2 separate regions of the Mus musculus genome follow, and region 2 is linked to region 1. Evidence: chromatin contacts called from ENCODE Hi-C or POLR2A ChIA-PET data. All regions are on one chromosome and are shown on one strand. Each heading gives the region's core, a stretch centred on a gene start or an enhancer-like site at or near the end of the contact. The rest is flanking DNA. Distances are from core to core; before and after follow the strand shown. Region 1 holds the start of Gpr65 (G-protein coupled receptor 65). Region 2 holds the start of Spata7 (spermatogenesis associated 7).

What was found. A loop is a pair of places that touch in the nucleus more often than their neighbours do. ChIA-PET counts read pairs that join two places held with the same protein, here RNA polymerase II (POLR2A).
Region 2: a map of heart shows a loop between it and region 1 (2.9-fold over the local background). The contact joins the promoter of Spata7 here to the promoter of Gpr65 in region 1. A Hi-C loop is called at or near these places in 11 of 37 maps with a recorded cell type or tissue (T-helper 17 cell, heart and left cerebral cortex). POLR2A ChIA-PET finds 5 or more read pairs at or near these places in 1 of 5 experiments (Patski).

Annotation. Positions count from the first base shown.
Region 1 is chr12:98,266,644-98,271,057 of GRCm38, reverse strand. Gpr65 (G-protein coupled receptor 65) reads right to left here and starts at 2,423. Exons shown (of 2, transcript NM_008152.3): 1 at 2,344-2,423.
Region 2 is chr12:98,625,831-98,630,244 of GRCm38, reverse strand. It overlaps Spata7 (spermatogenesis associated 7), which reads right to left and starts at 2,103. Exons shown (of 11, transcript NM_001289572.1): 1 at 1,911-2,103. The coding sequence starts at 1,929.

The DNA of each region.
Region 1 (4,414 bases), core at 1,174-3,673:
GCCCCTAAGAGATAAAAGATGGGATCAGAACACGTGGTGAACGAAAGAGAAAGAAAGATAGCTGCGTGTGATAGCTCCTGCCTGCAACCCCAGTGTCTGGGAAGAGGTGGCTTAGGGAATTACCATGGATTTACAAACAGCCTGCGCTATAGAAAGAAAGCATGTCTCAGAAAAAGGAGAGGAAGGAGTGAGGAGAGAGAGAATGCCAAAACTGAAAAGTCATATTTTTTTTCTCTAAAAATTAGAGTAGACTTTGTTGAATAAAATGTAATAGTAAAAAAGTCCTCGGAAGAGAACGTTGGACAAGGAAACTAAAGAAATCAGGGAAAAAAGTTACCAGTGTAAAAGGAAAAGGGAAACAGGAGAGATAAGTGGAGTGGTCAGTACACGGGTAACGGGAGCCCCGTACGGGAAGAAAAGGGAGGTCAGCGGAAAGCAACGTGCGTAAATCCAACGGCTGACTGATTTCTGGAACTTATGAGGGACATGAAGCCCCATGAATGATGAAGCCTAGTGTCAGCTGTGACAAAGTGAAACGTCTGTACTTAGTGATCAAACCGCAGAGACCCAAAGCTAAGGTGGTGGGGGGTGGGGAAGTGACGGGGAAGAAAGATGGATTATGTACGAAGGACACGTTTCAGACTGACAGAGGGCTGATCAATGGCAAGCACTGAAACCAGATGACAGACTGTTCACATTTCTGTATTCCAAGATAATGGCTGTCATCCTATAATCGTATTTCATCAACAGAGCAAAACCTAGCATTTACTGGTAACTACCACTCAGAAAAACCTTCTCGGTTCTTGAAGAAACCTTTAAAGGTTCTTGGTGAAGACAGAAAATGAAACTCTATGATCTGAACCACAAGAAGGGAAGGACCTGCATAAGCTGCTAAGGAGGGGGCTCTGATGAATGTCAGCATCACACCACTGGGTAGACTTATACACCCTAGGGGAAAACACCTAGGCTATAAAGGTCTCCTCTCTTGAGATAGGACTAAGAATGGAAGGGCAGGCAGTGGTGTGTTACTAAGCGAGTACATGTTTGTTTCTACAAAAGCAAAGACAGAGAAAATTATTTTAGTGAGGTTTTAGAGTTCTCAACAGGATAAATTCCTGTTTTAGCTATAAAAGTACTTCCTGCCTTGCTGAGAGCAGCCAGCCACCAACCAGCCAGGGGAGCTTGATGAAGCAGATAGCATCGTGTCTGTTGAGTAACAGGGGCAGCAGTATGTGCTTGTGGTTGCTTTTGGAAAGGTTCTCAAAGTTCTTAGGGGGGCGGGAGGGGGGGAAGAATCTGTGGTTTTTCTAAGTTTGTTTCCTCTCCTGTAAGTTAGTGCTCAGGCCATGGGGTTGCTGTGAGAATTAAATGAGATGCCCTGTGGGGCCAAGAGGGGAGCACAGGCAAAGCCTTCACCATATGTTAGCGTCTGCAGTGTACTGCTTTTCCTTCCGCTGCCCCACAGATTTCCTAAAAGGAAGTCATCCTTGACTGTCCGGCAAGCACATCACAGGCTAGCCTAGGGATCTTGTACCTGTGATGCCAAGCCAGCATTGCAGATAGCTCTAGTTAAGTCAATGAAAAATGCATCTAAAAAAAGGATATACAGAACATATTATTCCCGTATCTTTCCAAATATTATTTAGGATGCTTTAGTGAAATTTTGAGAATTTTTGCCACCCTCCCTCAAAATACAAATGATCTAAGTTTCAATTTTACGAAGCGCGAAAAAGACAATCTATGGTGTAGCTCTAAAAGTAATATGAATAATTGATGACGATAGCTAAAAGCAAATTGCTTGCATACAGCATTACAGAAACACTTTCACCTAAAGCATGCTTGCTGCCTATCAGGTCTCCACATGTCTCCGGTACTATGACAGTTATTTGTTAACAATTAGTTACAACGGATGCTTAATGATGCTGGAAACACAATTTTCTAACCTCACATGATTTCCGATGAATGTAAAAGCTATTCCTAGACTCGTGCACTGGTGGGGAGATAATAGCAGGTAGCTTTCCTGTCCAGGATGGTAGAGATTCTTTCTAAACCATCAGTTTGCCAACACACTGCATCCCGAGGAGAGCGCTGAGCACACATGGTCCCCTTTGTTATACCTATATCATCACCTAACCAGTTCTAAGTTTGAGTTCTGACATCCCCATACCACTGCTCAAAGTAGAAGAAACCATGTGTCTTCCTCATTTGCATCTCTCTCACAAAACTTGATCTTGTTACACTCACAAAGCCCAAACCAGAGGAAATGTTACATTGTTGATCATTATGCTAAAAAGTATACTATCTACTTTGAAATCTTGTTCTAGGTTTTAATCTCATACTCACCCCTGTTTCTGGAGGGATGCTTCTCTTGACTGAGGAGGCTGGCAAATCTGCTTGTATCAAGAAGAGAAACCAGCAGTGTTGTGGGGACAGGAAATTGCGCTCGTATTTTGTCATAAGCCAATGAGGAAGCAGCCTTTTAATGAGAAGGCTTACTTTGTCTGAGTTCAAGGATCCTTCTGTACTTTTAAGCGATGTTTGGGTCATTTACTGTCATGTGATTTTCATAACCCATTCTTTTTGTATCTTAATTATAAATGAATACTTATATGTATGCCTATTTCATGCATATGTATGTGTCTGATGTATGCACACATGTGTATGCAGCTGTGTCACCAGTATGCACTCTTTTGGAAACCAGGAACCTGTCCTGTTTGCCTTTCTCTGCCTTATGCCTCTGCACAGGGCCTCTTACTGATCCTGGAACTGGACTGGTGGCTAGCAAGCTCCAGTGATCTTCCTGTCTCAGCTTGTCCACTGTGTTGGGGCTCTCAGCATCCGCATTAGTTATGCATAGCTTTTAACTTGAGCACTAGGATCTCAGCCCAGGTCCTCATACTGTGCAGCAAGCACTCTTCCCCAGATTTTCATCTCTACACCCTCTGAATTTGATGCTGTTCTTAACATTGCAACCATTCAATCCTTTACATCATCTTCATCCTGTTCCTGCATCTGCCGTTAGATTGACTGTGCAGGCATCTACACAGGTCCTGACTATTCCGTGGAAATGAGCATAGCCCCATGTAAGAGAGGGCTATATTCGCTGACACCCTGGATGCCCCAGAAGCAGAGGTAGACGGTTCTAGATGCTCATGAATGAGACAGGATGAGTAATCTGGGTGTGAGGATGGAGAGGCTACTGTGGACCACTGTGGGGTGAGCTGGTTCATGAAGAATAAAGCAGAAGAGGCAGAATGGGATTGGTGATTACTGTGGTTTAACAGCAAAACTAGGCGGGGATGTGAGTAGGTCAAGAGAGCCAACTTTGGGAGAACTTTTTTCTGTTCTTCTGGGGAACTAATACGATTGGATGTATAGTATTTGATTACAGAATCACTTTCTCTTCTAGTAATCCTCTGGGAATAGAAAACAGTGATTCCTAAAAGCAGCTGATGGGACTGGACCAGACAAATAGATAATCATGCAATGTGAAAATGTGTTTATGAGTGCTATAGATTATTATTTTAAAACGCTAATGCAGTACTTTAACAAAGTAAAACTATAAGTAGTTAAATCAAAGTGAAATTAGTTTCTAGAACATCCCACTTTTGAGAAAAGTTAGACATAATTTTTAAACTGTATTCCAATAAACTTTGATTAGAAATTAAGGCTAGGATATTATTTTATAAGTACGAAATCAATTGAGAGTGGAAAATTCTAACTTAATTTTAGGCTCTACTCAGGATATGCCAAGTCTGTGTTTGTAGATGGAAAAAAAAAGTGCTCTTATGATATACTTGAGACATTTCTTCCCGCAGTTAACTGTGGTATAGAAGAGGAATGTAAAGGCTTTTGAAAATTCCTTAGTATATCTTTATGAATCATAAAAATATGCCGGCTGTGGTGGCACACATCTTTAATCCCAGCATCTGGGAGGCAGGGGCAGATGGATCTCTGAGTTCAAGGCTAGCCTGGTCTATCCAGTGAGTTCCAGGATAGATAGAGTACACTCTGGCTCAAAAACAAGCAAGCAAGCAAGCAAGCAAGCAAGCAAAGAAACAAACAAACAAGCAGTAACGAAAAAAAAGAATGATAAAAATAATGAATTTGTGAAGTATTCAAGAATTTGTAAATAACAAGTAGTAACTGAAAATCTCAGGATATATTGTCATTGGGATGATGGAAAATTAAGGTAAAATGTACAAACAATAATGACCTGAGGCGTTAGGGCTTGGGGGTGGGGGGTCCGCTTAATACAGGGTTTCCCTTGCAACCATGGAGATTCGAGTTCGAGCTTCAGGAGCAAGGTCCAAACAGTCACGTGTGGTGGCATATGATCATGATCCTAGGCCTGGGAAGGCAGAGGCAGGCAAACTCTGGGTTAAAGAAAGACTTGTCTTTAGTTTAGAAGAAA
Region 2 (4,414 bases), core at 854-3,353, 360 kb before region 1:
CTGGACCCAGAATGATCTGAAAGCAGTCTTAAGCTAAATGCCCAGAAAAAGAGCAGTCTTGTCTAAATTAAGACTAAAAATTGCTGCATGAGATGGATGTGGTGTTGGTGGGACAGTCAAATTCTTCAGCTCAGTTTCCTAGAGAATTTGATTTTATTAGCAATCAGAAGAAACTTCACTGAGGAAAAAAAAATGGTGTTTCAGTACTTTCCCAACATTTCTGCAATTTTAGGAATAGGTCACTTTTAAAGGTATTTCCAAGGGAATGACAGATTAAAAAACCTTTCCCAAGCTCTTCTCAGTTGGCTGTCCCAACAGGTTGTCTCCTCCTGTTTTTCCAGCACAGGTTGCTGATATACAATGAATGGTGGACCAATAGTCTCATTTTTTCCCCTTTCTCCTTCCTCCCGTCAGACACTGGAAATAGAGCCTTAAAGGTGATCAAGCCTAGCTCCCCATTTTTCAACAACTAAGGCTTGGCAACGTAAAGTAACTGTCAGGACGCCTCATTCGTTGCTATCAGAGACTAGATACAAGACCTCACTAGTTGCTATCAGAGACTAGATACAAGACCAGTTGTTCTTCAAGCTGATGGCTTTCTGCCGTATCACACTCTTGAAGGCTGACCTCACAAAAGCATTTGCTTACTGTGAGGAAGGGAGGAACGTTTTCCCCCTTGGGTATCTTTAGTATCTAATATTCTGAAGTAGCTGAGGGAACTAATAGAATCTAAGACGGTTACTTTAAACTAAAATTAAGCATTGAGGTTTCAACTAAATGAATGGTTACTTATAATTTAGTATATAAAAACTAGCCCAGATACTTATTGAATATAACATTTATACCAGGAACGATGTTATTGATATATGTTATGGGCTAAAACTGAAGCCACCTAAAAGTATAAACCCATTTACATTTGTCACCTCATTTAAAAATAAACACTAAAACCTCACTAAGTCTATTACTAAACAAATGTAAGTAAAAGAACTTGAGGGTTTTAGCTTCTTAGTCTGGGGCTTGTTCTGTGACCAACCATGACACTAGGGGAATTATTTATAATCTTTTGTTTTATTCATTTCAAAATATGAATAATACCCATTTAACAGGATTTGTGTGTAAACAAGTGTTGGGTTACGGGTGGAACACTGCAAAGGTTTAAAGTTTATTTTGTAACCATTTCTGAAGACCATAACAGCATTTGGTGTGTTTTCCTCTAGAGCTTAGGTTGGGATGGTGTCTGAATATCCTCCCCCCCCCCCAACCTTGTATGCTAAGCAGAACACTTATTTTGATGAAATTATTGTAGAATAAAGGTGCATGCAAGATGAAAGCAAGGCTTAATTAATCATTAGCAGGTCGATTCAAAGGTAGTCTTTTGCTATTAAACATTCAGTCCAATGACCAGCCACATTGGAAGTTTATTACAAATGCAGTATCCCAGCTCCTACCTTGGAGCCACTGAATTATAACCAGCTCTGGGTGAGTCAGTTCTGGAGGGAGGGAGAGAAGGAGGGAGGGAGTGGAAGATTTCATGTACTTAAAATGCACCAGGAGCTTGCTGTATATTATCTGCACTTAACCCCCAAGAACTCCGTGGCATGGGTATTTACCCACTACCTTCAAGATGAGCAAACTGAGCGCCGTTTCTGTGAAAGCAGCCGGCCTGATCTGGGGCTCAGGTTAGATTTCAAAGACCAGGCTAGTATTCCGCCTAGAAGATACCCAAGTGATACAGGCTGCAGGGTCCCAGGATCAGGGGATGGATGTCAGGCAGTAAATCAAAGAGCCGGGCATGCGGGGCCTCCCTGAGCTCAGGGCGTTTCTAGTTCCAGCCATTACCCTGCGACACTGAAGGAGGTGGCAGGCAACCTTAAAGGCCATGGGCAGCCTGGACCCGCGCAGTCCCTTACCTCTCCGGCTGCCATCCATGCTTAGTCCTCCTGCGGCCTCCGCGGTTGTATCCCCTTGGTTCTTACTGGGATGAAGCCGAGCTCCCCCGCAGCGGAGGTGAAAAGGAAAAGACCAGGACCGCGGGGGCGCAAAGGGTCACAGCGACAGTCGCCAGGGCGGTTGCTAAGGGCGAGCTCCGCGGCTGCAGATTATGACGTCACAACACAGGGACCTGTGCTCCTAGGCCCCGCCCCGCCCACGCCCCCAGGCACTCCTGCTTACCGAAAGTGCCAGCAGCCGGCGGGAGGATGGCCACGGGTCCCAATCTGTTGTTCTGGGATCCTGGCAGTTATCCAGAGTGAACTGTCCGGAAAGAGAGTCATATCTGCTTCTGCCAGCACTTTTAACTTGGATGCCTGTGATTCGAACTCAAGTCCCCAAGCTTGCAGCGCAAGCGCTTTTGACACAGCAGTTATCTAATGCAGCTACTCCCCCCCCCCCCGCCCCAAACCCCAAGTTTGTATTGTAAGCATTGCAATTAGTGTGAATTTCCTTTCTGCCTACTGAGTTCCTCAGCTCCTGCACTCGCTCTCCCTTTATCTTTAAAGCCACAAAGATCGGTTCATTTTGAATGGAAGAAGGCAGTGAGAAAAGTGTGGATGTATTCCGCTGCTTTCTGCGAGTTGTTTATTTTTGCAGTAGTTAATTGTGTATCCATGGAAATAAGAGCAGAACGGGGTAGAGGGAGTGCAGAAAGCATTCTGTCCCGCTAGGCTTTTCAGCAACCCGTTCTTGAACTTTTAGGCTGGATGGATAAGTCCTTGTTGTGGTATCATATAGCAGTATTCCTGGGCTCTGCCCACTAGAAGACCACAACCCATTAATTGCAACCTAATTGCAACCAAAAATGTCACTAGGTATTGCCAAAGGTTGCCTGAGGAGGAAACTACATCCCATTTGAGAACCTCTGTAGTCACAGAAAGCATACTGGATTCCGAGCCAGATTTGCTGAACTTTGAGCGTCTAGATATTATGGTTGGTTTTTATGGCACCCTAGTGAAAGTTAGAACCTCCAGAATAGGGAGGCTTTCCGGATTTCCTTAAATGATTTGGAAGGGGCTGGGGAGATGGCTCAGCGGGTAAGAGTACTGACTGCTCTTCCAGAGGTCCTGAGATGTTGGCTCACAACCATCTGTAATGGGATCTGATGTCCTCTTCTGGTATATCTGAAGAGAGCAATGGTGTACTCATATGCATTAAATAAATAAATAAATAAATAAATAAATAAATAAATAGATAAATTTTGATTTTGAAGACCCACTCTGATTGAAGGTGTTATCATCTACTAGCAGTCCAGATGTAAACGGTCATGGCTGAAATTCACCTCTTCTGGCTTGTCCTTTCCTCAAGTTGCTTTCTTCTGCTGCTGTGGTTGAATCCTTCCACACCAGAATCAGTTCTTTTTAGTTTTCTATCAGGATCTAAGGTTCAGCAGCTCTCTCTTTCAGGTTTTTTTTTCACCAGATCAGGACAGCTGAGGCATCCAGCCTTGTGGACAGAGCAACTATGCCAGCCTCCCCAGTGAGAGATGGGCACCATGGGGTGGGGGTGGGGGTGGGGGAGTTACTCTGACTACAGAGGCACTCAAGGATGAAGAAACTACTGAGTTCTCAGCCTCTCAGCTGTAATTCAGCTGTATTTGCTATTTGTAAGCTGACTTAATAAGTACACACACACACACACACACACACACACACACACACACACACACATCCTGTTGGGTTCTGCTCGTTTATAGAACTCTGTGGACAGTGCTATCTCTAGGCAGCTCATATAGAGGAATTTCAATCCAGCAACATGGCTACTCTGGCTGGAATAGACACACCTTGAGTACACCCCTTTAATCCCAAGCAATAAAAGTAAGGTTAGTTTACAGAAGGAAGGAGCATGTTTGAAAGGGCAGGTCAGTGAGTCAGTGTAGTTAAATTCAGTCAGTTGGGGTCAGTGCAGTGAGCGTGGTGAAGTGGATTGGAGTTCATTCGTGAGTTTATGCAGTTCAGTGCAGGTCCACAGAGGCAGGTAAAGCCAGAGAAGGATCAAGAAGATTAGAATAAATTGCCAGAGTTAGTTTGAAGCCAAACAGAGCAATTCAGTGAGAAGCTGAGAGAAGCCAGTTTGAATCAGTCATCTTGGTGAGGGAGGAGTTTGAGCCAGAATAGCTGAGTTAAACCAGCCATCTGGAGTTCAGAAAGACCTAGCAAGGGTGAGTTTATCCAGCAGTTAGCCTCCAAGAGTACAACTACATTAGATGAATAAAAAATATTTTGTAATATGGCTTTGGATTGTGTAGAAAAGCAAATTGAGCAAGCCTTGAGGAGCAAGCTAGTAAGTAGTGTTCCTCCAGGGTCAGCTTCTAGGTTCCTGCCTTGAATTCCTGTCCTGACTTCCCTTCATGATACACTGTAAATTGTAAGTTGAAATAAACCATTTTATCCCTAAGTTGTTTTTGGTGGAGGTGTTTTAT